2 separate regions of the Mus musculus genome follow, and region 2 is linked to region 1. The links are chromatin loops, found by intact Hi-C in ENCODE. Cell type or tissue: left cerebral cortex. All regions are shown on one strand. Each heading gives the region's core, and the rest is flanking DNA. Links, peaks and the distances in the headings are about the cores only. Region 1 overlaps Fhl2 (four and a half LIM domains 2). Region 2 overlaps Nck2 (non-catalytic region of tyrosine kinase adaptor protein 2).

The links. A loop is a pair of places that touch in the nucleus more often than their neighbours do. Peaks named below come from ENCODE experiments on the same cell type or tissue, not always from the same donor. Only the 100,000 strongest peaks of a DNase experiment are listed, where the experiment ranks them.
Region 2: a loop joins it to region 1, with 3 times the contacts of the local background. A loop is called at or near these places in 2 of 42 quality-filtered maps.

What each region holds. Positions count from the first base shown.
Region 1 is chr1:43,123,735-43,140,339 of GRCm38, reverse strand. Fhl2 (four and a half LIM domains 2) reads left to right here. Exons shown (of 6, transcript NM_010212.4): 4 at 8,519-8,688; 5 at 11,910-12,096. Among named protein-coding and RNA genes, the nearest start is that of Fhl2, 32 kb to the left of the region's middle. In left cerebral cortex, for the core only: no CTCF peak of the experiment used is centred there; DNase peaks (open chromatin) are centred at 5,884, 9,581, 9,909 and 11,961; H3K27ac peaks cover 1,967 bases.
Region 2 is chr1:43,456,050-43,472,654 of GRCm38, reverse strand. The region is part of intron 1 of Nck2 (non-catalytic region of tyrosine kinase adaptor protein 2); the gene reads right to left. Among named protein-coding and RNA genes, the nearest start is that of Nck2, 19 kb to the right of the region's middle. In left cerebral cortex, for the core only: no CTCF peak of the experiment used is centred there; DNase peaks (open chromatin) are centred at 6,710, 7,521, 8,146, 8,506 and 1 more place; H3K27ac peaks cover 2,817 bases.

The sequences.
Region 1 (16,605 bases), core at 5,080-13,079:
CCATGCCCACTGTGTGGGTTTGATTACCATCACTGAAAAAATGCACACAAATACACATATGTAAATATGGGATTTGAGAAGCAAGTCTTATCATACACATGATGTAAAAATGGACGTTAGAACATCTCAGAGAACCTGACCTAGGATTCTGATGCCTAGCAGTTTAGAGGGTGGTATGATTTAGAACACGGTACTAGCACAGGTGGTAGGTTCAGAGCCAGGTAGCTTTCAGTGTGTCATACTCACACATGTACCTACTGCTTGACATGATGGCTTTGTGTAGCTCCCGGATAAGTACACAAAGCCCACAGAGAGTATCCAGCCATGGGCGTGCAAATAGGACCAGGCAGGTTGGAAGCAGCGGTAAGCAGATCACTTAGATGCAGGGGTCCAGCAAGCTGATTGAGGACAGAGGAAAGTGTGAGTAGATGGAGTTTGGGGAAATGTAACTTTGGGCAATATGGGCTCTGAACCACTCATGTGGAGGAGGCTGATGGAGCCTGTGCAGACAGTGGTCCAAGCAAGGTCATCAGGCGCCCTCTAGTGGACAAACTGGGTATAGGCCGTGAACTCAAATAGCTTACAAGGCAATTTGTATGTTAATGCAGTCCTGAACCCCGGAAGTTGGGAAGCTGAGGCAGGAAGACAGTGCATTCCAGGCCAGCCTGGATGGCACAACCAGATTTCTATGCAAGATAACTAAATAGTTTAAAGTGTCAAGACAGCCTCTTTGAAATCCTTTAATCAGAGGGAGGTTTAGAATCAAGGGGAAGCAGACATATTAAGAAACTTTAGAATCACCAGGTGTATCCACTCTGTGGCCCACAGGATTTGTATGTCCCAGGACAGCCATAAATGTCATGTAACATGTTTGTAGATCACAATAACAATTGCTGTATCAGTAGTTTGCATACCTCGGGACCACAGAAATATTAAGTAACTACTAAAGTGTGTATGAGATTTTAAAAACATGAGTTAACCTTGAGATTCTGAGTTGTAAAGTATATGTTGAGAGAATGATCCATGCTTGCGGTTTAGTTGAAATTTCTTAATGTATTAGCTATTTTAGCACTAATAATATTTAATTATCACAATACCTATAATTTTAACTCAGTTTTGGAACTACTTAAGAATTTGAAGTTTGTTAATCAAAGAACTTTTAAGTAAAGCTATCAAATATGTTAAACTTTAAAGAGAAGTCTAGACAAAATTCAGTTCACTCCACTGATAAATGCGAGCAACATAACGCCATTTAAAAGGATTATTTTTCTTTAAGAATCCTATTCGGTCTCAGGTGCGATGGGACACACCTTTAATCTCAGCACTCTATAGCTGGAGACAGAGCAGATCTCTGAGTTCTAGGCCAGCCAGTTACAAGATGGGGGAGGGGCAGTAAGAAAGCTCAATTGATCCCACCACTTCAGTCTTCCAAGTAGTAGGAACTAGAGGTATCACTTATCATCATCACCATCACCATCACCATCACCATCATTTCTTTACATGTAAAAGCTATAGAAGTTAGGGCTGGAAAATGGCTCAGTCAGAAAACGCCCGTTTCTCAGCACCTCACAGGGGTGTGTAAACCGTGAAATCCCCCTGTCAGAACAAATGGGAGGTTAGAAAGGGCTTTAAAGAAGTGCGACTGCAGAGTTCACACTCATCTGACAAAGCGGATGTTGACCGATGCCCCTCCTCTCCCTCTGCACTGACTCATTGATGCTTTAGCCACATGTGGTCCTGTGGCTAGCAGTCTTCCTCACACAGGGAGTCCCACGTTGTTCTGTGACCACCCTCAAAGGCACAGCTCACAGAAACGAGGAGCATTGATTGGCCATTGGAATCAAGTGTATATCAGGCTCCAGTCGCAGCCACAGTAATTCCTTTCCACAGATGTGTAGTGCGCCCCCATGCGGCAGGGCCACGTGAGTGCTTCATGGCGATTTTGTTGGAAAGAGGCTGTCACCCTTTGTTTCTGTTTGTTTCTGCCCCAACTCAGATACAATAACCATTTTTACCAAGGGGAAGAAAAAATACAAGTCCCAGAAGCAGTTACGTCCTGAAAGAAGAACGGGCTGGAGGTGGAGAGGGTACCCGTTCTCCCTGGGTGTTTCTAAGTGTCTGCTGTGTGAGGAACATGGGCTCTTCAGTGCTGACTATAACATCTGCCAGTGAATGTGTCTTCGTGTACAGATGAAGATGCGTGATACAGAATCTGGAAGATCACAGCCAACCTTGACAGATGATTGAGCCTAAAGTCCTAGTGAGAGAAAAAAGATGATGCAATTCCTGAGGGATGAAACCTGAAGTTGGCCTCTGGGCTCTACACATATGCATGGCCTACACACACACTCTCACACAAACACATGAGCACACGTGTGCACATGCACATGCATGTGTACACACACACACGAGAGAGAGAGAGAGAGAGAGAGAGAGAGAGAGAGAGAGAGAGAGAGAGTTAGAGTTGTCAAGGGTTTTTGAGTTTGTAGTTTCAATGGATCGAATACTAACTCTAAGATCCAGGGCCACCATAACCCTGTGTCGTCCTATGTAGCAGGGCCCCATCGATGTGTGAAGAACACGATGCTTAGGAGACAGTTTTAAGTCAGATTCTGACTTGTGGTGCTGTGGATGTTCATGGCCTCCTACACGCCAGTGAACACCCTGCTGCTGAGCTCCATCCACACACTCAAGCTCCCATCCTTCTGTGGGAGAGTGACTAACTTTCTGTTTTATTTCTGGCTTGCATTGCTTTTGGCAAAGAGGAGGGACTGCAGAGTTCTGGGTGACAGACTGACATATGGGAAGTATTTGGGGAAGATATATGGGGTGAGAAGTAATACTTTTCCAAAGGAGATAATTAGACCTTCAGTAAGATAGATTCTTATTGCTACAACATTTTTCTGGTTAATACGACTTTTAAATGACACACTGTGACGGGAACAGAAGCACCCTGTCTGAAGCACAGCTGGGGAGGGGTGGCGAAGACATAGCTGCATGGCGATTGGTGATGCTGGAACTTTAAGCCACGTTAATTAGAAACTTAGGACCCAAGTGGGGTATGGCAGGAGGCATTGGAGCATTGCCCACCAAAGACTGGACCCTCCCATATTGATCATCAACCAAAAGGCTTGCCTACAAGTCAGTCTGATGGCATTTTCGAAATGGAGTCTCTGTCTCCCCAAGTGATTCTACCTCATATCAAGTTGACTAAAGCAGACAAACAAACAGACAAAACCAGCACAAGACTCCGTCTCCAAAAGGAAAGCAAATTAATTCTTTGGCAGTCTTCTAAACAACAGCCCTGGGAAGTCAATTTGCAGTTCTTCTAGTGAGTAGAATCTCTCTAAGACCCTTACCATGACTGCAGCCCAGCCACACAGCTGCAGCCTAGCTACACAGCTGCAGCCAGCTGCACAGCTGCAGCCCAACCACACAGCTGCAGCCAGCCACACAGCTGCAGCCAGCCACACAGCTGCAGCCAGCCTCATAGCCGCAGCCAGCCACACAGCTGCAGCTCAGCCACACAGCTGCTGCCAGTCACACAGCTGCAGCCCAGCCACACAGCTGCAGCCCAGCCACACAGCTGCAGCCAGCCACACAGCTGCAGCCCAGCTACACAGCTGCAGCCAGCCACACAGCTGCTGCCAGTCACACAGCTGCAGCCCAGCTACACAGCTGCAGCCAGCCACACAGCTGCAGCCAGCCACACAGCTGCAGCCCAGCCACACAGCTGCAGCCCAGCCACACAGCTGCAGCCCAGCCACACAGCTGCAGCCTAGCTACACAGCTGCAGCCCAGCCACGCAGCTACATAGTAGCTTAGTTAGCTCCAGAGTTGTAGCCAACCATTCATACTGCTGTAGCCCAGCCCCAGGGTCTACCTACTGCTGCTTCTGTTCTCCCTTTTTTTGGCTTTGTTCATTCACCTCTGAAGTGCTCCACTCTCTTCTGTGTGATTCCTATGCCCCCAGCTCCTCCAGTTTTCCCTATCCTTTATGCCTAGTCAACCAGCGCTAGGACATTTCCTGCCTGTGAGCAGACAGGCAGGCCCTGGGAGATAAAGGTACAGAGGGAGGACTTGGGTCTGCAGAGAGCAGCTGGGTCAGCTCCACATATGAGGGGTTTTTGTGTCTTAGTATATTACACCTGCACGGGTGCAGAACACATGGACAAGGAAGCTCACTCTGCAGCGTAACTCATTTCCTTCACTTGGGTTCTGGGACATAGCTGGGAAATGGAGGACAGAAGAGTTGCAGAGGTCTTTTGCTGTTGCAAGCACACATAGCCTCTCTAACAGGATATAAGAGCAGTTCTGGGAGCTACCTCAACAGGGCATCCCTATATAGTCCATGGTGCTGGACCAAGAACCTAAGTGCTCTTTGCTTTATGCCCTAGGTGTGGCCAGGAGCTAGGTGGGCCTTGGTCTGCTCACCTCACAGGGAGGTCATGGTCTGCAGGACTGTCCTTTGTCAGTGCGTAGTTAAGTGAACCCTGACAATCGGAGTTACTTTGAATATAGAAGTGATATTGCTGATGGGAGCTTAACACACTCATGTCCCTTTGTACACTGGAGGCCATGTGCATTGACTCATCCAGAGTTCACGGGACTACAAGCTTTCTCTGAGTTGGTCTTGAGAATTCCTCCCCGTGAGGGAACTTTGTTCTTGGCTCACAAGATTGTCACAGATTGGATGAGACCTCTCTGTTGCAAGGGGTATAATCGGCTTCGTTCTAAGTCTGCTGGCTGCAAACAGTAATTTAATCTAAAAAACCATATTCACAGCAGCATTCAGACCAGGGGATTTGTTGTTGTTTATTGTTCATCTTTTAGGAGACAGGATCTCTCTGCATTGCCAGGCTTGCCTCAGACTCTGGTCTCAAATGATCCCCTTGCTAAAGCCTTCTGAATGGCTGACACTGCAGACATGCCTGTACATAGAAATGGCCCTGCTTTGACCTCCCTCTTTACAATCTTTGCTTAGAGTATTGCATCCTATTTGGTACATGTAAATATCATACACCAATTAAAACATAAAAACCAAAGGGCAAGGTGAAGAGTGGGCAGAGCTTCTTTGGAGCTTTGGTAGTGGATTCAGGTTTACAGAACTTAGTCCAGGTCCTTCTCCTTACCCGGCCCCACACACCACACTGACAAGACAGAAAACCAGAATTTCATCATAATCCTGTCCCTAGACCGGCCAGTTCACACAAACTAAATGCTAGGCCCCCGTCATCTGTTATCTTGCTGGTATCAGAGGAAGAAGGGCTCAAGGAGACTGGCCAGCTCTAATCTTGCACCCACATCTTCCTGATTCCTCACTGTTTGGGTAGGAACAGGACCATACTAGCCACATTGCATGGTAACTCTGCAGCCTGTGGCCATGGCAATGGGTGGCCTTCCTAGCACTTTCCCTGAGGGACCAATTCCCCAACCCTGTGTTGCTATAAGATTTACTTCAAAGACCAGCATGGTGGCATATACTCCTAATGCCAGCACTCATGAGGTAGAGGCAGAAGGATAGATTTAAGTTCTAGACTAGCGTGCTCTAAATAATAAATCCTCGAGTAGCCAGAGTTACAAAGCCAGACCCTGTTTCAAGAAACAATACATATTTACCTGAGCCCACACTGAGAGTGAGCCTTGGAGAGTCGTAGCTGTCTTCGGTGAGAAATCACTGGGTTGGTGGACCACTTAACAGCAGCAGCTCAGAGGACCAAGATGAACACGGTGGTAAAGGAGCCAGCCTCTGGGTGCCAAGGAAACACTTTGGAAAACTACCCACTCTCACCCCCACACTGGTTGTTCAATGTCATTTTTACGGCAAGATCCGTTGTTCCCCTGGACAGCCTATGTACCTCCACGTTAGAAGGCACAGTGTGTTACCCACACATGAGCCCTGCGCATTTTACAGAGTCTATGTAAGATAAAACCTCTTGGAAGAATTAGAAGCTGAGAAAGTGACCCACGTATGCTGTCTAAGAACCATCTAAGAAGTCTCAATGCATCCCTAGCCACCCATAGCACAGATGTCTCCTGACTAGCCTTCCAGCCAGCTCAAGAGAAGCCCAAACCTTGCTGTTTTGACTGAGAGCTAAGGACTAGTTCATAGTTGCTTGCATTATCCAGTGTACTTCTGCTGTGTCTGGAGCAGTGGGCCCCATTCCAGCTACCTACCCCCCCCCCCCCATTCCGGAAGCCTAGGTTGAAGTCGCCCACATTCTGCATCCTTTATATGATCCACACAGCTGAAAATATTTCCCATCAAAGGCATAAAAGCCAGATGTGGTACTGCATGGAGAATCCACACACTAGAAGCTGAGTCAGGAGATCTGTGAGGTCAAGGCTAGCCAGGGCTAGATAGCAACACCTTACCATTTTTTTTAAAGCCATAAACATGTTTGTTGTTGTTTTTTTTCTAATTGCAAATGATACAGTGACTGTCACAAACTCAATTATTCTGCAGCTCCTCTGCTGTTAGAAAAAGAACAGAGGCTATGATGGTAAATGGTTTGAGGGCTGTGGGTATAATGGTAGAATCCTTCCTAGCATGCAAGAGGCCCTCTTAGCTCTACCATAAGGCAGATAAAATAAACCCCTATTAAGAAATAGACAGCAGTGTGGGTCTGGCCCACAGACTGCTGTGGGATATCCCTGAGGATACATACACAAGACCCCACTCTTATCTTCTTACACATAGCCTCTTTTCTTAGTCTACTGCATCATACAAAGGGTATCTATCACACACAGCTTCAATTCTGAATTTGCTCATTTTATAAATATACACACGTTAGGGATGTAGAAAAAAAAGAATCAGTCAATAAATGCAAGTGTTTGCTGTTGGTCAAGGTTGTTGATGGTGGAGTGAACAAATTTCTAGGACATATTGACTGAAGAGTGATAGAAATGTGCAATGACAGTAGTGACTAGAGTAGCTCTCGTTCTAGTTCACGGCACAGTGTGGAAAACCAGAGAGATCCATCACAATGTGGTTCACACAGCAGGGTGTTGCTGTAGTGCCTCACTACACTGGGCTGGAGACTCCAGATCATCAACACCACAGACATTGATTTGTTATCATTGGTGATTAGTGTCTGTGTGCATGTGTGTGTGTGTGTGTGTGTATGCGAGAGTGTGTATAGGGGCATGTACATGCCACAGTGCACTTGTGGAGGTCAAAGGATACCTCTTGGCTTGCTTCTTCTGTGGTGGGTTCTGGGGACTGGACTCAGGTTGGCAGGCTCTCTCATGGCAAGAAATGTTACCCGCTGAGCCATCTCCTCAGTCTCCAGTCACTTCTGCTTCACTGTGAACCAAATGGATGTTGTTTAATGAAAGTACAACAGGGGATGTACAGTATTCCCTCCATCCTTAGCGAGTATCTTCTGAGACCCTCCATTGATACTACTAAGCCTACATTTACTCTGCTTTATGACAAACTTTAGTGAGTTGAACATAGTAAAAGTAAGTAAAATAAGGCTATATGAACCCAAGGACTGTAGTATCATGATAGTTGGTCTTGCAATGAGGTGGATTGGTAGCAAATACAGTGTGGATGCCCTGGGAAACAGGAAAATACCCATCCTTTTTTTAAAAGATGTATTTGTTTATTTTTATGTATGTGAGTACACTGTAGCTGTACAGATGGTTATAAGCCTTCATGTGGTTGATGGGAATTGAATTTTTCGGACCTCTGCTTGTTCCAGTCAATTCTGCTTGCTCAGGCCCCAAAATCTATGTATTATTATATATAAATACACTGTAGCTGTCTTCTGACACACCAGAAGAGGGTGTCAGATCTCATTACAGGTGGTTGTGAGCCACCATGTGGCTGCTGGGATTTGAACTCAGGACCTTCAAAAGAGCAGCCAATGCTTTTACCCACTGAGCCATCTTGCTAGCCCCGATAATCACCATCCTTGTAGACTGGGTAGGAGAGTACACTTTCTCATCACACTACCCAGAAAGGTGTGCAACTTTCTTTAATGAATGAATTGTATATCTCTGGAATTTTCCGTTAAATATTTTCAGTTTGACCTGAGTCTGACCACAGATAACCGAAAGAAATTTAAACCATGAGTATAGAGAGTAACTGTTGCTAAGTAGTGACCTTCACCAACTCTACCACATAAGCATTAACTAACCATGCTGAGTTTCATCTATATTTTACCATGTGAAAATGCACTTTAAATTTTTTATTTTGTTAATTTTAGTTTATTAATAAAATTTACTGATATTTATTTTATTAATTTTTATTTCCACTTAAAACTCCCAACCACCATATTTAATGTAAACTTCAAGTACTTACTCCGTACCATATTGTTCTAGGATTGCATGTATAGCGTTGAAACAAAAGGCAAAATAGAAATTATCTCCAGTTAGAGAGGAGCCATTGAGAGCAGAAGAGACTTGCCATGTCATGTAACACTAGGTAGGAGGTAACAGGCTCTGGAGGCACGTTACTGGGACTCCAGCCAGTCTAATGGCACCCGCTGATTTCTCTCGCCTCTGACCACAGGTACCCGCAAGATGGAATACAAGGGCAGCAGCTGGCACGAGACCTGCTTCACCTGTCAGCGCTGCCAGCAGCCCATTGGAACCAAGAGCTTCATACCTAAGGAGAATCAGAACTTCTGCGTGCCCTGCTATGAGAAGCAGTATGCCCTGCAGTGCGTGCAGTGCAAAAAGGTGCTCGGGATCCCTTGGGGCCTCTTGTCCTTCTCAGCTTCCATCCTTGGCCCAGCTGTCATGAAGGGATGCCTGTCACATCTCTATGCTACGAGAGCTTGCCCATTCCTGCCTTGCGCATCTGTTCTCTTGGGTGTCTGTGTGTTGATCTATTGGGTCTGTGATCTGGTCTTTATCATGCCTTCAAGAACATTTCCAAATGTTATTATCTGATGTTGGAGGGAAGGGAAACTCTTTATCCTTAGCCTGTCTCTGCTAAGCTGATCTGGAATAAATAAGAACCAGAGAGGAGCTCTGCCACACCCTCCCACATACCTCTCCATGGATGGTGACACTTCCAGGACTTCAGTACCCATTAGGACCTATACCGGCCTGTTAAACCCTTTCCCTCCCTCACTTCCTTGCCCTCCTATGCCCTCCGCTCTCCTCACTCCCCTGCTGCCCTGCCCTCCACCACATCTGTGGCAGTTTTTTGCTTACCCCCTGCACTTGTCTCTTCTGGGATCTCTTTCTGCTGTTCAGCCACCACTTCTGGCTTGGAAACAGTTTGGTCCCTTCCAGCAAGGCTCATCTTGATGTGGTAGGGGAAGCTCTCATTGGGTTCACCCATAATGAACTCTGTAAGCAAGGCAGGGAGCACATCCTGAATGCTGTGTTCACTCGTGTATGTTTGATGGCCATAGAGTCTATTTATTTGTGCATATGCACAACAGAAACCTGAGCACCGTTTAGTGGTTGTTGACCTGTAGATCAGCTCCACTGCCAGGGCTACAAACCTGCAGGCACCCCTACAGACTCCACATGGCAACACTATGATAGCAGTCCCTGTGGCTCCTTTAAGTCACTCCTCCTGTCATCTGCTCATCCATATGGTCCTTTTAGCTGCAAAAGTGCAGCAGGCACAGTCTTGTGGGTGCATGCCTTTGTATATGTGCTCCCTAAATACACTCAGGGCTTTCAAGCTGGGCATGTCCATCCTCAGGCAAGGAAAGACACCCTATGGCACGAGGGGTCTGAGGACGGGCGGGACATTCAAAGGATGGATTTTAATCCTCGTGGAAATGATTCTGCAGCCAGCAGGGTGTCCTGATACATGTGCTGTGAGACAGGACAGATTGGTCACAGAGTAGATAACAAGAAGAACCAGCTAAGGTGGGGTGGAGGGTGGAGGGTGGAGGTTGGGGGTATTGAGGAAAGAAATCTCCAAGAAAGCCATGCTTAAGATGAAGTGAAGCTGAGCCAGCTGCTGTGGTGTGAAGAGGGGTGGAGGAGGGTGTGAGGAGATGTGGAGGGAGTGGGAGGAAGTGGAAAGTATGAAGAGAGGAGGAGTCTTGGGGGAGTGAATAAAAGATGTGAGGTAGAAGGGTTAAGAGGAGGAAGGGGCAGGAAGGGAGAGGAAGGGGGAAGGGGGGAAAGAAAGGTGGAGGAAGGGGAAGAGTAAGAAGGGGGAAGGGGAGGAAGGGAAGGGGAGAGGAGTAAGGGAAGTGGAGTAAGTGGGGGAGGGGAGGAAGTGAGGGAGGGGAAGGAAGGGGAAAAGGAAAGGGGAGGGGGAGGGGGATGGGAAGGAGGGGAGAGGGGAAGGGAGAGGGGGGAGGGGAGGGAGGAAGTGGGGGAGCATAGGGTATAGGAGACAGAAGAGCGGAGAAGGGTGTGAAGGGTACTAGATCCAGAACACATAGGGAGGACCAGAGGAAACTCAAGACAGAGCAAGCATCACCTTATATATACATGCTTCCTCTATCTCCCAGAACATGGAGACCCAGAATATTTTTTCATAAATTCCATTTCTGGGGCAGGGCAAATGATTTCTCATGTGTGGTTTAATGACAAGAGCACTGGACAGAAGGGAGTCTTAATTCTCCTTCTTGCCTTGTCATTAACTGATTCTGACTTAATTCTTGGACAATATCTGGGACTCAGTTGCTTCATCTACAGCCTAAAAATAGCATCTTGCCACACAAGCTTCATGCAGGGACTTCAGAAATGGCCAAATGCTGCCATACTGTTCATAAGGTAAAGAGCACTGGGGCAGGGCCTATCTTCTGTGGCCACTGCACGTCGAGGTGAGGCTCACTTAGCCTCCCCTGACTTCTGATTCTACTCTCCACCATGATTTAAACTCATATGGAGAGCAATATTTGGAGGTTACTGGATGCAGTTGAGGTATGGCAAGCTGTTTATCACCTTGAAGCTTCTTCAGAAACCTCCTATGACTTAAGATAGGGCGAGGATAAAGGCCTTCAGGGTCCCACGCCAGCAGATGCAGGTTCCAGAAAGCCTCTGCCTTTCTGCCTCTCTAGTTACTGTACAGGCTGAGCATGAGAGTAGAGCTGGAGAGGCCATCAGTTGCTGGGATTTGAAGGAAGGCTTCCACAGAGATTCATCCTTTTCTCTTCATCACTCCGACTTTGTAGACAGAACTGAGGTACTGAGGTCTCTAGCTACAGGATCTCAGGGCTGCTCAGAAGTAGCAGTCGATGCCTTCAATGTTATCTCTGACCACTGTGCTACCTTCCTATCTGGGATGGTGACAATGCCCCATGGCACTCATTCCTTCTGTTCCCCTGCACTACTGTGAAACCTAAAGACCCCACATCACTAGGGAGAAAGCCAGGAACCGTAGCAATGGTATGGATGATAACATGAGGTGCCTGGGGTATGAAGTTCCTTTTCTTTTCTCTTTTCTCTTCTCTTCTCTTCTCTTCTCTTCTCTTCTCTTCTCTTCTCTTCTCTTCTCTTCTCTTCTCTTCTCTTCTCTTCTCTTCTCTTCTCTTCTCTTCTCTTCTCTTCTCTCCTCTCCTCTCCTCTCCTCTCCTCTCCTCTCCTCTCCTCTCCTCTCCTCTCCTCTTCTCTTCTTTTTATTAGATAATTTCTTTATTTACATTTCAAATGTTATCCCTTTTCCTGGTTTCCACTCCGAAAACCCCCTATCCCCTCCCCCACTCACCAACCCTCCCACTCCCGCTTCCTGGTCCTGCCATCCCCCTACACTGGAGCATAGAGCCCTCACAGGACCAAGGGCCTCTCCTCCCACTGATGACTGACAAGGCCATCCTTTGCTACATATGTGGCTGGAGCCACAGGTCCCTCCATGTCGACTTTAACAAACTGCATATTTGTTGTGGGTGGGGCTCGTGTCTTACATCATTCATGGGCAACAGCAGTGACAGATGTTTACCAGAAACAGGGGTAGCCCTGACTCATACACTTGTCTCCCCCAGCCTATCACCACAGGAGGTGTTACTTACCGGGAGCAGCCCTGGCACAAGGAATGCTTTGTGTGCACAGCCTGCAAGAAGCAGCTATCTGGGCAACGCTTCACAGCACGGGATGAGTTTCCATACTGCCTGACCTGCTTCTGTGACTTGTACGCTAAGAAATGTGCTGGGTGCACCAACCCCATTAGTGGTAAGTGTCCTGGGAAGGCCATTGCCAGGGTAGAGACTGTCTGCTTCCTGGAACAACATGGACGTCTAGAGTGTTAGCATAAGAGTGTTGTTAATATCTTGAGGCTCTGAGCCCAACAAGCATTTTTGCCTCTGCTGTGTATCCTCAGAACACAGCTGGTGGCTTCCCCTTAAGCCTGGTGATGCAGAACCATTGGCATGTCATTGAGTGTTTCTGCTTGGGTCTGAGTCTATTATAGTCACATGAACAAAATGAATGGTGCATTTCAGCCCCAACAGCAGACCTGGTATTTGAAGTATTCATGTCATCTTAACGAGACTCTTCTAACCACAAACCACAGCTAGGTGGGGACACATTCTGAGTAGCACAGTCCCCAAAGAGTTAGACAAAGTGAGAGCCCAAAATGTGCCTGGTTGACAGACTAGTATTTGGGCTGAGCTATTGAGTATGGTGAAGATATTGAAGGTAAAGACTACTGGCTCCAGACTAAAGCCCTTTGATTTTTCACCATGTACCAATCAGTGGCAGGGGGTGAGAGTGCAAGTATTCTGTCATATATAGGAGTGTTTCTTGAAGTGGTCTTTCCAATCCCATTCATTCAGTCTACCTGTTTTTGTTTGTTCTTCGTTGCTCTGATAAACACCATGATTAAAAGCAACATGTGAAGGAAAGGATTTCTTTTGTCTTACTGTTTATACTCCATCATGAAGACAAAAGGGGCAGGAACCTGGAGGCAGGAATCCAAGCAGAGCCATAGAGGAGTGCTGCTTACTGGCTTGCTCTTCATGTCTTGCTCAACATGCTTGTTTGTATAGCCCAGGACCACTGTCTGGGGTCACACTCTCCACATTGGGCTTGCCCCTCCCATGTCAATCATTAATCAAGAAAATGCCTGACAGACTACTTGGCTACTGGAAGAGGTTCCCTCTTCCCAGACAATTCTAGGTTGTATAGAGTTGACAAAAAGCTAACCAGCCCACATTGCATCATCCCTGATGCACTGTCAGTAGACATATGTGGCAGGAAGCAGAGAGACACAGACTTTCCCCTATAGCTTTGTAGGTAGGGTCTTTCTTTATACAGACACGCTTGCAGACCATTGTGTACCTTGCCTAGAACCAAGTTGTCTTGTTCCTATGGGACTTCCCAGCTGGCAGGCCTTGGTTCATGCTTTATTTGCATGTAAAATTAAAATATACAAAATAGATAAATTTTGTTGAGACATCTGATTCTAGCGACTTAGATACTGTATTTCCTTTGAAATTAGTTTGGGAGGACAATGGGACATTTTCAGTGGCCTGCCCATCTTTGAAGCTGTTTTCCTAGCTTCTGCTAAGGAAATGTCTCCAACACTTTATAATTTATGGAAACGTAGTATGAATGTGAAGTACTTTATATTAGACATGGATGTCTGCTGCAGTTATAGAATTTGGGGAAAAGGTTAGAAGAACCAGAATTCTTCCTTTAAAACAGCAGAATTAATGCTCTGAAAAGCAATGATTGATTTTCAAGAACATATAGAAGAACTTTGAAACTGCAAACTAGAATGTACTCTTAGCTGTATTTCCAAACACTTATACATACCGAGCTTCGATGAGGTTTCTAATAGATCCTTAGTACTTTTTCTCTTCAACACAATTTATACTGCTTTTACGAATAATTGGAAAACACTAATTTAAAATTTTCTATGTGCAGTGATGCTTACTTCTCATCCATAATTGACCACAGTATCGATCCATATAGGTATGCAACTTTAAATCAATACCCAGGTTGCTGGTAGTGACCCACAGATGTGCACAAAGCAGCAGTGGGTTTGAGTTCCCACGCATCTATGCTCTGGCTGACACTGGATAGATGAAGCTCTGCCCCTGTGTTCTAGCTCCCTTCTTCCTTTGTAGCCCTAGCTGTGCTGGGACTCACTCTGTAGTCCAGGCTGGTCTCGAACTCACAGAGATACCCTTCCTTCTGCCTCCTCAGTGCTGGGATTAAAGGCATGCACCACCACTGCCTGGCCTCTAGCTCCCTGCTTAAATAATGTGTCCCACAATGATGTGGGGATTGTTTTTGTCTTTTACATTTTTTGTGACTGGGGGGGCAGGGCATTTCCATGTAGTGCCCTTGAGTATAAGAAGGCAATGTGTCTTAACAGAGGAAACACGTTAGAGAAGGTGTTGACCAGTTTTAATGTCAGTGATTTTAAATTAAATTAAAATGTCTAATATTCAGAGAGAGGCATGCATAGAGTAACATCTTTGGTCATTTGAAACATAATAGAAGATTTTAGAAACCTGCTCTTTCTTAAAAGCAGTAGTTCAGTATTTGCTAATTCAGTCTTGTTAGGGACATTATAGGATATAAAACTTAAAAATAAAGATTGAATATATATATACTATGTATATAGTAAATTATATATGAAGAATCCTAATTTTATATATATATATAGTTTTGTTTGGCTCCTTTTTCCACCTCTTGTTGCATATGCTGGCCTTTCAGGGCAAAAGAAGAGTCTTGAAGGAGATACTCCCTTCCCCCATGACGTTCACATTTTTCTACACACACACACACACACACACACACACACACACACACGCCACTACCAAAGCTCCTCTTTGCCCCAGCTCTCTGCTGTAGAACTTAACCAAGGGTGTGAGGGCGTGTGGAATGGCATAGATGCCGGGGTGTCCTAAAAGCTTCTTAGAGGGAGGCTGGAGGAGGACTCAGTGGTTAAGCGTACTGGACGCCCTTCCAGAGGACCCAGTTTCAAGTCCCAGTACCCATTATAATGTCTGTAACCCATAGACTGTCTGTAACTCCAGTACCAGGAACCCAACACTTTCTTCTGGCCATGTGCTTACACGTGGTGCACAGAGATATATTGAGGTAAACACACACATAAAAACTAAAACACAAATCTCAAAATAAAAACAAGAAGCATCTTGCATTTGCAGCTCATTTAGATGCAAATGCTAGGACGAGACATCACCATTTCCCAAGCCTTTCCCAGTCCTGGGGACTTCTCAGAGCTTCCTAGGTGACTCAGAGGTGCAGAAAAGTTACAACAGCAACCCTGAAGCCCAGTGTGGATTCTGCCCAGGGCTAGTGGCAAAGTTCTGGTTCTAGGAAGAGGGAAGGCAATTTATAAGGAAAGCAGATACGTGGATGTTGCTCCTCCCCTTTGTGGTTCTGTGAATCGAACCCAAGAATTCACACACACTAGGCAAGCACTCTCCCATTGAGTTACAGCCTCAGCTCCAGGAATTTGCCTCCCCCCCACCCCCCCACTGCCACTCCCAAGCTATTTAGGAAAGGAGGGCTGATAAGTATTGCTGGTATGTCCTCCATCTGGCAGCAGAAATGGCCTTTGGAAAGACACAGGTACTTCAAAGAGTCACATGCAAGGACCCAGCATTGGCGTGGCTTGCCAAATATGAGATTTTCATGGTGTGGAAGGGCTTGTTACAATAGAACCTACCTGGTGAGTTAGAGTCTTTGTAGGTCTGAGAACTTGAACGTGATAGTAGTGAAGTGGTAGAGGTGTAGCTACTTCCTTACAGTCTGATTAATCACATTGAACTTTAATTAACTGAAATACAGTAACTAAATCTCGCCAGAACAGATGGCAACTGTGACATAAGTCCATGTATTCCATCCTTCACTGTTTCGGGCTGTCCCTCGGCCATACAGACCACCTGTCATTGATAGTGTAGTCAGCACCCTGTGGACCCTAAACATCTCATGGGGAACAGTCAGACATGAGTCAAGATGTTTGTTTGTTTGTTTGTTTGTTTACCAATGCTGGACCCCAGGGTGTAGCTCTGTGCTCAACTGCTTCCATAGGATGCGGGATCCTGGCCCTGCCTCCAGCACTGTGAAAAGATAAACTGGTTTTGTTCAGTCCTTAACGCTTTCCGGGGCAGCTCGGGCCAGTGATCCTGCGTTCCTTCACTACACTATACCCCAAGTCACTGAGCCCCTTCCCTCACCTGCAGCTCCTGCTTCTGGAGCTGATCCCAGGGTCGCCCCTCTGTAAGCTGTTACTTCCCTAGCCCTTCCCAGAACTTTTCTACCCTTTCTCTTTCCTACCCTTTTCTCTTCTGCCTCCCTACATCCACTTCCTTTATTATAGCACTCAGCAAACGCACAAGGAACTTTCTCCCTTTCCCTTGTGGGGAGCAGGTTTCATTTCAGGAGAAAAACCTAACCATCGAGGAAACAGCAGACACCTTTCTTCTCAGGGTGCTAGCGATGGAAACCAGTCCCTCAAACCCTATAGGCGAGGGCTCTATCGCTGAGCTACACGGGCAGGTCAAACCAGCACTTTTTCATAGTGTTACCGTACCCTTGTTAGAACCAGGGTCTGTTCGGATGACCCTGCGCTCCTTGAGGCTGTGCAGAGTTGTTGATTATATGTGCGGTCTCTGCTCTCAGCTGCTTGTCTGAAGCTCACTGCGCATGTGTCGTACAGCGGGCTCAAACATTGAAGTGGATCGCTCACTGCACATGTGTCGT
Region 2 (16,605 bases), core at 5,438-13,437, 330 kb before region 1:
ATTTGGCTCAGAGCTCCTCATCCGCCAACTGAAGGAAGTCAGGAGGCAAGCACCTGAGGCAGTTTTGTTTACCTTTGTCAGTCCAAAGCCCAGCCCGTGAAATGGTGCCACCCACATTCAGGGTGTGCCTTCTTCCTACCTCAATTAACTCAATTAAGAAAATCCTTCACAGCAGCCCACGAGTCACACTAATCTAGACATTTCCTCATCGAGGCTCCTCAGGTGATTCAGACTGTGTCAGCCACCAAGCCACTGGAGCACTTCTATTCAAACTGGTTACCTGCCCCAGCGGCTCCAGGTACAGCGCAGAGTAACACAGAGGTGAGGCAGAGCAAACACTCCTGAGTGAGGCAATGGCCCGAGGAAAACAGGAACTCCTCACTTAGGTGAGAGGGCAGATCTGCTTAGAGCAGGGAACAATTTGTTGGTGAAGAAATGAGATGGAATGAAAGCTTGTTAAGAAGAAAGCCTTTGTAATAACTGAAAGGAAGGGGAAGTCCCACACTGGGACAAGGAGATGACAGCAGAGGCAGTCAGGACAACGCCAGAAGGTGGGATTAGGAGTCTGGCATGCAGGAGAGGGCAAGAAGTCTCAGGTTCTGAGGCAATATTTTTGTCACTGTCCTATGCATTTCCTCTACACTGATGACTGTATGCTAAGCCAAGAGTGACATGCAAGCCCTGATCCAGTACTGCCCAGTGCACTGGCCAGTCCCAGTACTGAGTGAGAGGGAACGCAGACAGGAGACATTAGGTCACTCTTGGAAGAGTTGGTATGAAACATGGTCCATAGCTAAAGATGAAGTCTAAGTAGGGTTACAATGAAAGAACAATGTCCCAGGGAGAAACACAACAAATGCGATCCTTTATCTCAGCCTTCTACTTATTAAACACAGGCAGATGATAGGGTCCTGTGTTATGCATGCAAAAGCTGGGTGTGTTCCCCTCTGGGACCAAGTATGCAAGCTCACTTTGGAGCTGAGTCTTGAGGAGGTCAAAGTCAACAGTCCAAGTAAGGCTTTGGTTTCCAAACTAGGGATTAAAAAGAGCAAGTACTCCCAAGAGGTTCTGAGAGGCTACTGGGAAGATACCAGAATGAATCACTCAGCCTCCCCAGGCCACCACATTGCCATCCTTAACAGCATCTGCCTGCATGCCTCTCCTCTGCCTCCAGTAGAGTGAATGAAAAGGGGGATTTTATAAGCCGAAGTTCCCCAACACTGGGCGGTGAGGGAGTTCCCAGACATCTTACAAGCCTGAACTGAGGGAAGGGGAACTGATAGGTAGTCCTGAGAGTGCCCATGGACAGGGGAAGTCAAAGCCCTGGGGGCTTCTGGGAACAGTTGTAGGGAAAAAAATACAGATTTGAATGGCAGGTAGGTCCAAGAGCAGAAAGACAGCCTTGAGACCAAGACTTTGACTTTGGGCAGAAGAAAATGGCTAGGTATCCAGCTTTTTCTAGAAAGGTTTATGGACTCTAAGAAAACCTGAACTGCCTCCTTTTTAGAAATATTAGCTTTTAAAAACTTTCTTTTAGTCATAACAAAATACTGGTTTCTACCTAAGGGGCATAATAAGAGTGAAAGTACTCTTGAAGAATCTGTCCAAACCAGGCCCCACGTTTCTTACTAGAAACGATCAGTTATAAAACGGCAGAATCACAGTGTTAACAGCAGATCTGATAACGAGCGGTCGAGAAGCATATCAGATGCCAGGCCAGCGCGTGAAGCCCAGACTACTCCTTAGAATGACTTCCTTCAAGAGCTGAACTACTTTAAAAGACCAAAAATATTTTTACCAACCTGCTAAACATCTCCATATTTAAAATAATGGAAACTAATTCACAAGCCAGGGGGGAAAAAAATGGCTCAGTGGGTAAAGTACTTGCTGAGCAAAAAGAAGGTGCTGACTTAGATCCTAGCACCCAGGCCAGGCATGATGGAACATGCCTAAATTCCCAGTGTTGGAGAAAGCACAGCATGAATGGGAGGATCCTGGGAGCTTGATGGTCAGCTGGTCTAGCCAATCAGTGAGACGCCGTGGAGAGCAAACTGGGAAGATGTCTGACATTGAATTTGGCCTCCCCTGGGCATACATAGGTATGCATATTCACCCACCCACCCAGACAGACAGACAGACAGACACACACACACACACACACACACACCACTAGTAACAACTCAATTTACTCTTGCTGTCCACATCCCAGGCACTATTGCCTGCTGATACCACAGGCAGTCTAATTCTGAGTTATGTCAGGACCGTTTTAGAGACCCTTGGCCTTTCTTTCTAAAGCAGATCTACTAACCTTCTGCTTCTAAAGCCCCCTGCTTCCACTGACACTATTTTAAATACCATCATTTACACAAACACACTCACATACGGTGTAAGTTTCCAGCCTCTTAATTACCTAGAAACAACCACGCTGTGTATTTCACCCACTAGCAAAGTAGAAGGCAGGTACAGGTGCGACCCTTCATAAGAATGTCCGCCATAAGAGGAGGTACCAAGTGTGTTTCCTCCTGAAGCTGTTAAGACACTCAGAGGCCATCAGCCACCCTCTTCAGTTTTAAAGCATCTGTACAAAGACATGCTCAGAGTAGGAAATGCTTAAACCTCTCAGACACCCCTTTAGCGGCCAGGATCCGCTTAATTCCATAGCGGTTATTCTACTGCGACACCATTCCTGTGAAAAGGCTTAAATAAGGCTCGGCACAAGGCACCGCTCTGCTTGTCTTGCTCTGGGGTTTGTTGTGTGGCACTAGAGCTGGGCCCCAGAGCCTCACGCAAGTTAAACAAATGTTCTACCCAACCTTACCCATATTGTAACTATCCATCTACAGACCTTCTCTCCTAGAGAAGAAGGATCAAGAAACAATCTACGTGATACAGGCTGACTGAAGAGGGCAAGATCTGAGACAGAGCTCTGGCTCCTAGTCCTGAATGCAGCTTCATATTAAAAAAACCTAAAAAATAAACATTAAAACGCCAAGTGAGTGTAGCTTAGTGATCGAGCGTTCTCCTCCAAGTATACTCAAGGCCCCAGCTTCTATTCCCAACATGTGGGGTAAAACAACGCCGTGCAGAAGCACCACAGGAGGCAAAGAGAGGCTAAAGACATCACTAAGAACTCAAAACCCTCTGCTACGTTAATTACCAGCAGCACCTAGACGCACACACCCTATCCACCAAACCTGGCTAGATGAGGCCGAGCAGATCCAGAGCGCTACGGTTATGAGACAAGCTCCCATGTCAGTCTGCTCTGCGCACCGTCCACAAGGACAGTGGGCAGGATGGAGAGAGTTTTAGCTACATAACCTATTTCTCGGAAAGCCCACAGGGAAACTTATCTTCCACAGCTCGGTTATTCTTCAGCAAGTTATTGTGAGCACAGTCACAATGCTACGCTTAAAGATCCCTAGTAATGTTACTATATTTTCCTGCATTTGCTTCCTGAGAACCAAGATGTGGGGGAGTTACCAGTGCAGTGAGATTCACAATTACTCAGACAAGGGCAAGGGAGAATGGAAAATAAGCAAGCCTCAGCTGCTCACAGAGAAGTGTTTTAAATAGGTCTTGCCAGCTGGGGAAGGGGTGGGGATGGGTGGGCCTTGAGTTAGTGCTGCCCTGTCATGGAAATAATACAAAAAAGTATCTCTGGGCAGTGTTCTAGGCTTCCAGACAGAGCTCCCAGAAAACCTCAGAATTTCCAGAGTGATAGTTGATCCTGGGCCACAAAAGGCCACGACTGAACTTGTGCGTATGATGGGACATAATATGGGGGTCTTTCGATCTTGCCTCCACTGCTTGCTCAGAGGAGAGATGAACAGTAACTGGGTCTTAACTCTTAAACACTGGATTGGGGACTCCCTGGTTAATGAGCCCCTTGGGGTGATTTTCTGAAGGAAACTGGAAAGGTTGTAAAAACTCTGGAGCCACTCACTGCCCCAGCCACACACAGCCTGTGCATCCTTGTCCCCTGCCATTCCTGAATTGCATGTCCCCTAACAAACTAGCAGTAACTGACTTCTGCAAAATGTGGTGTTGCAGGTAGACCCGGGGCCTTTCCTGAGTCCTGGCAGCTGTCGCATGGCATTCATGAACAGGAAGAGGAAGGCATGGGAACTTATTAACTGATTAACTGATCAGTCAGAAATAGCGGCGGTTCTTTTGCAGCTAGCATCTGAAAGGGGGCCGGGGAGGGGCAGTCTTGTTGAGCCAAGTGCTCATAACTTAGGAGGAATGTACCAGTCCTGCAGTCTGCATTGGGGGTGACTATTATATAGGCCAGCCAGCTGGTATCAGAGGATGGGGCTGCCTACTATGGGGGCTTGCTTCCTCAGGATATGGCTATTCCAGCTGTGACGTGCTACAGAGTAAGACACATAACAGGGGGAACGCTGCAGTCTTCAAAAAAAAAGGGGGGGGGGGTTGGAATGTAGTAAATTGACACGCTGACTATATGTTGGCATGACATGGGTTCTACTGGGTTCATCCACATACCACTAAAATCTGTCTGCTTCCTTTTACTTTTCAGTTGTGGTTGCGGGGGTCACGGGTGCTATATCTGTAGTGCTCGCACACAGGTTGCCCTCTGTTTCTACAGGATAATACTTTGAAATTTACCTCAAATTTTCCATGAAGAAACAAGCAAGTCTACAGATTAAGACATCGGGTATAAGCCAGGAACCACTCTGTTTCAGAAACCCTCTGCTGAAGGCTGCCTCCTCCTCTTGCCCCAGAAAACAGTGCAGAGCTATGGTGCCAAGAAAGGGGCAGGCAAGGCTCCAAAGCAGCATTGTCACACTTCAGATCTGTACTTCCGGCGTACAGGGTGAACAGGCTTCTTCCAGAAAGAGCGAAAAAAACACAGTGTGTTGGCCTTGTGGGTCACAAGCTCACAATTACTCAATCCCACTACACTACCACGACTATGCTACCACGACTATGCTACCACGAAAGCGGCCACAAGCAGCATGCAACTGACCAATCCCAGCTGTCTTCTTTTTCTCTTTTTTGATTTTGTGTATTTCTTTCTTTGCGACAGGGACTCATAGCCAGGCTGGCCTTGAATCCCTGATCCTCCTGCCTCCATCTTCCAAGTATTAGGGTTATGTACCACCATGCCTGGCCAGGGTGTGTTCTAATACGGCTGATCACACAAAAGGTAGCGGGACAGATTCAGTCCAGGGGCTATTTGCCAAGCACTGTTCTACACATTCAGAAAGAGATATTCCTAAATGTGTCTTATCAGCGCACCAAGCTAGAACATCTACAAAAATACCTTCCACAAAACAGCAGTTAAGCTATTGTGGAAACAAGGCTAAATGAAAAAAATAAAGTCCTACCGAGTTAACTCAATGTCAACTTCTAAGCTTTTATTGTCCATCACGAGCAGACTATGCTGGCAGTTGCCCTACAGTAACAACTGAATGGGAAGTTACATTAATACATTTCTCTACTTTTTAAATGGGGTTGCCTACAGTGGCTCAACAACAATAAATATGACACCACTAAAGTAAAAGGGATCTAATGAAAGGAACAGACAGGACTCCACAATCAAACACTCCAGGCTTCCTCTTTCTAGAGAGAGGAAGGTGAGCACGACCGTTCAGCATTGGTAGGTGAGAGTGGACTTCACCCACACAGAATCCCTGCAATGGCAAAGCGCACAGAGGGAATAAAACCCCCGCAGGCCCTCTAAACACAGACACAAGGTTTGTGGATGGAATTATGCTCAGTCAGCACCAGAAGCAGCAGCCCCTGGTTCCGTGTGCTGCTGAGCACCATCCACCTCACACAGCGACCTATGTGCACCTATGTGCAACCCACATGGAAGGAGTTAAAGGACAGCAGGCTTCTGAGACCAACACTTCCCTCCACTCCTGAGTCTGACCAACAGTATGCATCCAAAAACAGAAACAAAAAACCCCTGAAAACAAAGGCACTAGTCTATCATTATACTAACTTGTAGACATTAAAACTAGTAATAAATCTAACAGACCTCATTACAGAAGGCAACAGAATGCAGGGCCTGAAACCTATGAGGGAGCAGAGGCAGGGTGTGTGGATGCAAGCACAGTCTGCAGAAGCCCATCCCTGGGTTCCTAGCACAGGCCACAGTGTAGATGGGCTCTGGGAAGGGAAAAGAGCCCTCAGAGAGCAAGGTATCTATGGCAGGTTAAAACAGACCAAGTTCTCCTACTCCTTCCAGTGCCTCCAGGACCACGCCCTCAGCACACACAGTTCCCAGCTGGAAGGCCTGCACACCTTCTGTGCCCCTCAAGCTGCGAGTGCTGCGGCATTTCACACCCACTGGTTCAAACTGGCCCTCACCTCCAACATCTCCTCTTCACCCTTTTGCTAAAAAAAAAAAAAAAAAAGGTACCCCGTAAAGTAATTTTCTGCACTCTTGAAAAAATTAGGGGAAACACCATAAAAACCTCACGGAGAACGAGAATAGTAATTTTGAAGAGTCATGCTTGGTAGCAAATGCTGACCAAGAAGTAATAAAAATAGGCCACTCTGGTATCCTGTATTAGTCACCTGACACTGCGTAATAAACAGTACACGTGTAGCAGCTGAAAATACACAGCCTACTACTAAGCTCTGTGAGTCTGGAGTCTGGGCCTGCCACATCCAATACACATGCCTACAAAGACACCCAGTCAAAACATGTCTTCTTCTAAAACGTACAATCTAAATAGTACCTCTGGTAGGCTATCTGCCTGTTTCAGGCATGACAAGCTGACGGAAAATACAATAATGTGCCACATAATGAAATTTCAGTCACTGACAAATCACGTAAGTTACAGTGGTTCTTAGGGGACACTGGAACACAAACATCCTACAGACTGGTAATGTCACAGCCACCCTGGCACTGATGCTCATGGAACCGACTGTGCCACATATGTAAATGCATGTGCAATTGTATGCAGGACATTACACTTGATGATAAATGACTGCTCATAGCACACACACACATACACACACACACAAACTATAACCCCTCTGCTGTCTTAAATACTTGGAGCTTACTGTGTCTCCTGATTGCCTCATGTTCTCTTGTGCTTAATTTAATCTTGTACAGCTGTCATCATGACTACAAACAAGAGAATGAACACACACATACATACATACATCCAGACCTTCCAGGTGTGTAACATGGCTGTCTGGTATTCCTGTACCATTTAGGTTTGTGACATGAATCACATGACAGATTTCTCAAGCACACCCCCACCATTAGATGATGTTTGTGTGTAGCAAATGGGTTACTAAACAAAGGAATACCCAGGCCTCTCTTTCATCTGGCCACTGACTAAAAGCATAATAATCCAACTCTACCATTTACCCTGTGCCCCAAATATGGCTCCAATGAACAACCTACCAAGAGCAACAGTCACTCTTAAAAGGACATGCCAAGGCTAAGAGTGTTTCATCTGTTGTCAGGAAGTCCCTTCAAAGGGAGAGATGTATGTGTTGAGAAGATTGTACAGTTATACACAGTGGCCACAAAAACAGAGGCTGCAAACATGAAGCTGAGAACAGGAAGTCTGCAAGATGGGGAGGAGTCTTCTTCACAACTGTCTTAAGGAGTCTGTTCTGCTCATTTTAGCAAGACATGAATTTATAAAATTAGAACAATAAAGAGATACACTCAATAAAGAAGAATAAAGTTACTGTGTCATCCTTACTATTCAAAGGCATCCATACCACAGAAAGAAAATAAATAAAAAGTGCCAAAAAACTGTGTCTCAGAAATCAAGGTCTCGGGCTAGGGGTGTGGTTCAGTGGTAGAGCTCTTGCCTAGCATACCTGGGGCCCTCATAAATAAATCTCTAAGTAAGCAAGTAAGAAAGGAGGAAAGGAGGAAAAGAAAGGGGATGGATCTGGGTCTCAATAAAATACTTGGAGCTCTGTTTGCACCTACAGATCTTTTTGCCTGGCAAAGCCGCCAGCTTCTCTTTAGACAACCAGAACTGGTTTCCTTCCCAGACAGACAGGATTGGCTATCAGATTCTGAGGCAGCTTCACAGTGCTTTGGGCTTGAACCCTGAAGCAGCAGCCCTGGGAGGGCAGCCACAGCTAAGGGAGCTCGTCCACTCAAACTGCATGGCTAAAATAATTATGGATGTCTACCACACACCGCCCATTAATCTGGAGAATGAACATGCAACACACCTAGGAATCGTGACTGTGGCCAATGCCAAGCCAAGCACCATGGCAGAGGCGTGCAAATAGAGCACACCCACAGGAAAATGCTCCAAAGTAAAGCTGCCAAGACTAGCAATTGGATAAATTGCTTAGCTTCTTCAAACCAGCCACTTCATCTGTTAAACAAGGACAAGGGCAGCCTTGTAAGGTTGTAGAGAGAATCAAATTAGACAACAGGTATGAAATGCTCAGCCCTGTTAAGTACTCAATAAATATCAGCGCCTGCTGCCGTGGCCGTGGTGCTTTGAGAGCGCACCTCTGAGGCATCGCTAAAGGGAGTTTCTCACCCCTGGTATTTACAGTGCTGCACCCACAGAAGCCCAATGCAAGCAATGTGTGTGCCAAGTCTTATCACTGAATTTTCACAGCATTTTTCTTTAAACACAGGTCAAAAGCTCCAAGGGCTGCTTTGCCTCAGAACACCAGAGAGCCAAAAAACCTTAAGGCGTGAGATCTTCTAAAGATACTGACATTTTTTCTGTTCCTAGACGTCATCACAAGGCTGTAAAGGCCCAATCCAACTGCCAAAACATTATAAAATAACCTCTTAAACCAAACAAATGTACATTAGTGTTTTTAGCCAAGAAACAGTATATAATTTCCTACTATGAATTAATTCTTTATTTATAAAAACAATAATGGAGCTTTTTATAACTTAAATAAATTGTTTTTAGATTTTCCCCCCCTTGGAGAACATATTTTATGTTATCTACCTGAAGGTAGGTAACACATTGCAAGGCTGGGAAGAGTTCTGTTAGGTAACAAAATTGAGCTACTTTCCTGCAAGGCCTAGGCAGACGGCCTCTGGCCGGTGGCAAGGACATCATCAGAAGGCAGGATTATGTTTGTTCCAGCCAGGTCTGTCTTTCTATGCCGTGTGCCCTTTCTCTACAGGCACATTACTGAGGCCTGGAGACTTTTTCAAGAACCTTCTGGGTTTTAAATGGTTTTGGTTTTAGGCAATTTTAATATCGTAAGTTACTAACTCAATATTCCAAACTAATTTTGAGATATGGTCACAGGTCACCTCAGGCGGGGCATCTTTATGCACACAATGACCAGCAAGATCGAGTGGCAGGTCTAACAGGAAATCAAAGGAAAGCGGAAAGGAATCTGCCTTCGCCTGCAGCATGCAGCCACGGTGGAACCACATGGAAATTCCTGTTATTTCTCTGGTCATTGCAAAGGGTATGGACTGTGCCACTAAAGTCACGCTTAAAGGAAATACTATATATGAACTAAAAGCTGGTCAGAATAAAAATGCCTGGTTTGGGTTTCTGTTTTGATCACAAGTCCACAAACCCCTGTGAAGTTATCAGCAGACGGGTGTGGATAGGATAAGTCTTCTCTAAGAAATAATTCTGAACTCTATACAATATCAGCTCCAACTCCCATTTTAACAAACCTTTAGATCTCAAACTGGGGGCTGAAGCAGAGATTAAGTCCCTTTTCAGAGAAGAGAGTTCCTGATTTGCCGTGGCTGTAAGTAGGGAAGGCAGATTCGAGATGATTCATAAGTATTGGCCAAGCTTGCGATCTGACACTTGCCCAGTAAGTCCTGGAGCCGACACCCTCAGGCCAGGCCTCCCTCAGTTTGAAGAATCAGCAGAAACCCCTGGCTCACTCCCCACTCTCACAGGCATCTTTCCAGTCACCAGCCTTGTGACAGGAAAGCCCAAGACAGCCCTGAATGTTCCCCAGCCCCATAAATGTCATGGAGTCAAGTGGTATCCACACAAAGCCACTGAAATTCATATCTGTCATCTCTAACTAGTAGTAATCTTTCTTTAAGAAGAACACCAGACAGAACTAGGTATGATAGCCCATGCCTTTAATCCCAGCACTTGGGAGGCAGAGGCAGGCAAACTTCAAGTTCAAGTCTTAGCTACATAACTGGCCTGGGCTGCCTAGAAAGACCTTGTTTCAAATAATAAATAAATAAAATAATAACTAAATAAGTAACAGCAGAAATGTAGCTAGATACAGTGGTGTGTACCTGTAATTTTAGTACTTCTGAAGATCACTTGAGACCAGGAGTTTGAATCCTGTGCTAGTAAATCAGTGAGATCCTATTTAAAACATAAAGTAAGACCCTCCCCCGCCCCCCCAATTCTCTCTCGCTCTCTCGCTCCGTGTGTGTGTGTGTGTGTGTGTGTGTGTGTGTGTATGCAGACCAAAATGGACATCAGCTACAACAGAGGCACAGATTGAAAAGACTGCAAGTTCAAAAACATTGTTGAATTTATATTTAGTCATTTTAATACACAAATACAGCATCATAAGTTATAGTCACATAAAGGGATACAATGAAGCTCTGTAACCTATGTAATTTCGGAGATGCAGAAGACTAAGTTGTTTCCTGGCCTCACACTCAAATGATACCACTACAAGTCTCCCTTCCTTGGCCCAGACCTTTCTATAGAAGGTCTCGGAACTGTCATTCATTTCTTCCTCTACCGCAAACCTGAAACCATCAAACTGAGAAGTGAAGCTATCTAGAAAGAAGGGGCATAGGCTCATATAAAGGGAGTCAGACCAAGATGGTAGAAACTGGGGGGCGGGGTGGGCACTTACTCAGGGTTTCTATTGCTGCAACGAAACACCGTGACTAAAGAACGAGCTGGGAGGAAAGGGTTTGTTTGGCTTACACTTCTGTATCACTGCTCATCACTGAAGGAAGGCGGGGCAAGAACTCAAACAGGAACAAACTGGAAGCAGGAACGTATGCAAAGGCCATGGAAGGGTGCTGCTTACTGGCTTGCTCATCGTCTGTGGTTATAGAACACAAGACCACCAGCCCAGGGATAGCATCCCCCACAATAGGCTCTGCCCTCCCCATTTACAGCTGGATCTCATGAAAGCTTTGTCTCTGTTGAGATTCCCTCCTTTTGGATAACTCCAATTTGTGTGTCAAACTGGCCTAAGACTAGCCAGCACACGCTGTGAGAATAAAAGCCCCTGCCTGGAGCTTAAGGATTCAGAGCATAGAGCAGCACAGGGCCTCCACACAAGCCAAGTCAGGAGAAGGGCTCAGATTCTAATCCATAGCAGAGGCCCTTAACTTCCCATACAGATCAGAATCACCTGGGAAACTCGTCTCAACAGGTTTCTGACCAATTTGTCCCAGGAGAAAAAGTCATTAAGTGCAAAGCAGGCCCTGAGAATGTATTTTTCTCCATATCCCAAAACCACATTCTAGAAATATGCTGAAGAACCACCCTATCGCCTCCTCCACCACAGTGCCAAGGAGCCATGTTGCCATGCCTTCTATGGCCTCTGAAATTGTCTCCTGCAGGCTGAACGTCATCATCTCCTATGAAGAGTTCCGAGTAGCTACTGTAGAAACAACCGCTCTGGGCTGGAGAGATGACTCGGTGGTTAAGAACACGGATGGCTCTTCCAGAGGTCCTGAGTTCAATTTCCAACAACCACATGATGGCTTACAACCATCTGTAATGGGGTCTGATGCCCTCTTCTGGTGTGTCTGGAGAGCAATGGTGATACATTAAATAAATAAACAAATCTTTAAAAGAAGGAAACAACCATTCCAGGTACAGAAGCTGACTTTTCCCAAAGACCAGAGATGGAAAGAAGGGGGAAAAAAAAATCAACATTAGAAAAAACTGTACCCCAACCAGGTGGTGGAGGTTAGCATACAGTTGCAAACTATGCTGACAGTATGTAACTGTCAACGTGACACAATCTAAAAGCCACCTGGGCAGAGAGTCTCAGAAGGGACTGCCTAGACAGTTTGGTCTGTCAGCAAATCTGTGGCAGATCTTCCTTAACTGGGTTGAGATTCCCATCCCGAATGAGTGCAGCACCATTTCATGACCGGGCCCTGAACTGCAGTGAAATCAATGTGCTATGCAGTAAGCACTCGGGAACTGATTCTCGGCTCTCCTGGGGATATGACTTGCTACTCCAAGTTCCTGCCTTGACTCTCCCAAAATGAAGAATTATGACTTAGAATTGTGAGCTAGAAGTCATCTCCCACCACCCCCCGAAGTTGGTTTTTGTCAGGGTATTTTAGCACAGCAACAGAAATTGAAATAGGGCAGCGGCACCTGTGATGTGAAGAGAACGGAGTTTCCACCTCTCTGCTCGGAACCCCAAACTCATCATGAGGAAACTAAACAACCCTCAAAACCTGCCCAAGGTGCTTGGAACTACCAGAACCAAGCCCCGAAAGCTACGCCAGACAGTTGAAACGAAGATGACAGGATTAAAAGCAATGTGGGGTCCTGGGACAGAGAAACAGATGTTAGGAACTAATTATATAAATCTAAACATAGCCCAGGCTTTTGTTAACATCGTGTATCAACACTGATCGTTAAATATGATGAGGGCCCTATACTGATGCCAGACAACCAAGTGAGAAAAAGTGGTGCTGGTTATGTCTCAGTTATCTGAAAGTATTTTAAAATGCACAGATAGGTTGGAGGTACATACTAGCAATTCAAGCCCACAGGGCTAGGTAGCATGAAGATCTCCTGTGCAAGCCTGGGCTACACAGCAAAGTCACAGCTAGCTTATGCTATATCGGGAGATCATTGGAGGGTGAGGGGCATGCTAATGTAAATATAAAATTAAAACGTATGTACAGAATACCATGGTGGCCTTTGAACAGCAACAAACTGTACTCTGATAAAACTGGTGAATCTCAATACTCAAGAAAAAAAGGGGGTGGGGCTGAGGATACTGCTTAGTGCAAGGGCTTTTGCCCAGTAAGCCCAAGGCCCTGAGCTCTATCTAGGTCCTCAATTTAATACTAACTTTTCAACTTAAAAGGAAGGGAGAGAGAGAGGGGGAGAGAGGGAGGGAGGGAGAGAGGGAGGGACAAAGGGAGGGAGGGAGAGAGGGAGGGGGCTCAGCGTAATAAAACAGAACAAGGTTTTTACATTACTGAAATCCAAAAGAACAGTGTATGCTTGAATACATAAAATGATAAATAGACTATATAAGCAAACTTGCAACTTTCAATGAAACTGAACAAGAACTTAATACAAAGTCTCCCTTTCTCAAGGCCCAAAACCAGGAATCCAACATGTTCTACCTTTAATCCATCACAAACCTCCTATCTCCAAATCAAACTTGGTTTACTCTCAAATGAACTTCAAGAGAAACAATGGAGCCTTAACTAGTCTATCACTAATTAATTCTAGTATTTCACAAAAACCCCTTTTACATTAATCCATATTATCTGAAGCCAAAGGAAATGAAGGCTACTTCGGCAGGAATAACCAAGACCCTATTTACGTTGAAAAGCAATGTTGGTTTGTTCTCCTATGCTAAACAAAACTTAAAAATAAAGGCTGACACCTATCCACCTCTAGAAAAGTTTCACAAACCACCTTTGTGATCTGGGCACTGGATTGAGAAACTGGCAGTCTGAAAAGCTGCATTTACAAAAATTCAGGACCTTGATATAAAAAGAAACATTCAAACTAGAGTAAGAAACAGTTTTAAGTTTCAAAGGAAGTACTTTCCAAATCAGACCTAGGAGAAAACAAAACAAGCCCTTGCCTTAGCTGGACAGGGTTGATCTGCAAAACCCACTGTTCCACAAGAAACAGAAATTTGACTGAATAAACCCTCTCTAAATTAAAAGGTGGCCCATGTCTTTAACTGCAGCACTCAGGAAGCAAAGGCAGGTGGATCTCTGAGTTTCAGGCCAGCCAGGGCCTGAAAACCTATCTCAAAATCCATACATAAAAACAAACAAAATGTGAGCTAGTGCATTTACACCATTATCAAACAAAACAAGAAATAAATTATCTGTGTGCTACCTAAATGCAATATTCAGCTAAAACCTTCAATAAGTAGTTTTACTGATTTTTTTTAAATAAGTAAGCAACAGACAAGCAGAGTTTACATTATAAGAAAGAACAGGTTTAGCTAACCCCAAAACAAGAGTCTACTGTGTGCAAACAAATGGTCTGACTTTCATCTGAGTCCTTGAAATATCTACATGAGTGGATGAGTATGTTGAGGCAGCCACCAACGTACACAGCTACACCAGGGAACAACTCTCAGGTGACCATTCTAGCCTCCACCTCCAAGGAACTTGGGAAAGAGTTATCCTTCTCCAAAATACTGGAACTACATTTCTGTTGGTGTTAGGGAGGGTGGGAGAGACTTTGTGTAGTGTCACCTCTCACGCAAATGTGGAGATGGTGATTAAAGGTCAGAAATGAGTGTGGACTAAAAGAAATCTCTAGGCTAGTTTACAGGCTCCCTGGGGGTAGATCTCTGGCTGGCTCCCACAGCCCTGGCACACAGTTGGTGTCAATAAATACTCACTAAGTGAACACTGCTTATTCAAAATACAATCCCAACAGTAGTCCACCACACAAGAGAGGTCTGAAGAATAACATGATCTGTCACCTCTACATCCACCCACTTTCAGCCTCAACCTCTGTGCAGGATCTGATACACTAGCAGGGCCCTGGATCTGCCACTTAAATCATTTATTCATGCTTCCTAAAGGAAACGTTCTACCAATCAAGGACTACATCACACTAACTATAAAAGCGCCAAAGCCCTGTAAGAAACACTGTGGCAACCTCTTTCACAAAAACACAAAACAGTGTTAAGAGAAGATACATGCAATTGTGTAACTAGCCAAATCAGTAACAAAGAATCTCTACTTCCCATAGGAATCAAGACTTTAGACATCCCAATTGAGATAAACCTATTAATCAAGTTTAGAATGATATAATTTAATACAGTTCAAATTATAATGAAAAGCCAAAATATCCCCCACCTAAGGCAGATGCTTACAGGCAGGAGACAAACCGCAGTGGAGTGCAGGTTTCAAGAAACATCCCCATACCACAGATCTCTCTCCAGAAAGCCATTCACAGTTGGGAGCATACGGCCAGTTTGGATAATTTCTTCATCTACAAAACATCCGATTCACAACAGAAGATTCCTTCTACCCACCCTCCAAGAAGAAAAGGCACTGAATAGCCTATAGGCAACAAAAAGATACATACATTGCTCAGCCTCACCTAACTTCAGCAGTTCCTCTGTCCCCCAAGAGTTACCATTAACTTTCCAGAGGATCCTCAGCCATCGGAGATAGGGCTAGAGAAAAGATAAGCTATAAGATTTAAGATCTCAGAACACTGAAATTTCACTGTGTTGTATAGTATTCATCCTAGTAACAGAACCGGAAGAATGGTGATAAGAAATTCGGTCAAAAGAGGAAGAAGAAAGGACAGGAAATAATCAACACAACACAGACAGCTGCGAAGACAAGGCAACTCCAACTGGCAAGCCTCCTCCACATTGCTAGGGTCCTTTTTTTTTTTCCTCTGCTTGATCAAGAAAGAGCCTATTTACAAAGGGAAAAAAAAAAAATCAGACAGTCATCATATCCTAGGCTGGCTAATCCATAGTTGTGTAGATGCTGGGAGTCAGCAACTAACAGCCAAATTAGAATTTCCCCTTTCCTTCTCCTTCCTAAGGTCTAATTTGTGGTATTTGTGCTCTCTCTTTGAAGAGGGTAAGGACCATAGAAAGCAGACATCAAACATTCAAACACTAACGCGCGTGCCCAGCTCAAAACAAACCAGGTTGAGCCCTCAAGCCCGTGAACTTTGGTAATAACAAAATACATCTCTCTGGATAATCATCCGTGTAAAGTTTCTAAGAAAACTGATGTCTTTTGATCAGCCATTGCTCACGCAACTGATAAAGGGTCCCCTATTACCCCACATCAGTGGGCTTTTCTGAGAGCAATGGACTTTATTCACAGCTCAGATAGGTGTCACAATGCAACAATGGGCTCTTCCTAGGTATGTGGTACAGGTATGATGACTGGACACGGATAAGCAGACTGACAAACTTTGGCATTATTTTACACACACACACAAAGAGTCAAGTACATAGAAGTGTCTCCTTTACATATTTAAGGACATAGATGTACAAGTGGTATTCAGGCGTTCTAAACACGTATAACTTTCACTATGTTAATGAAAATGGAGGAATGAAATTGGTCTCCTAAAAGCAACTTCACTAACACTTATGTGGAGAAAATTGCATTCACTCCGGCCAAGGCCGATTAACTCGGGGTATTCTGAGCTAGTTAACACTTGGCTGTGGGGATAGGCTTATGTATTACAGGATTGCAACAGCCAGCCTGTATCAACCATCCATTGCAGCACCTCTAAGCATGACAAGTGTCTCTAGATATTACCAAATGTCAGCACAGGAAAGTTGCTCAGCTGAAAAATCAATGAGTTTTATAGACATAGGTAAAGGATGTTCAAGCGTCCATCAAGTTTTTCAAAACACTAACCTTGAAAAAAAGCGATTTGAATTTGCAAAAATGAACTGTCTCTATTTCCCAATCCAAATCTGATAGCAAATCAGATCCCAAAATGA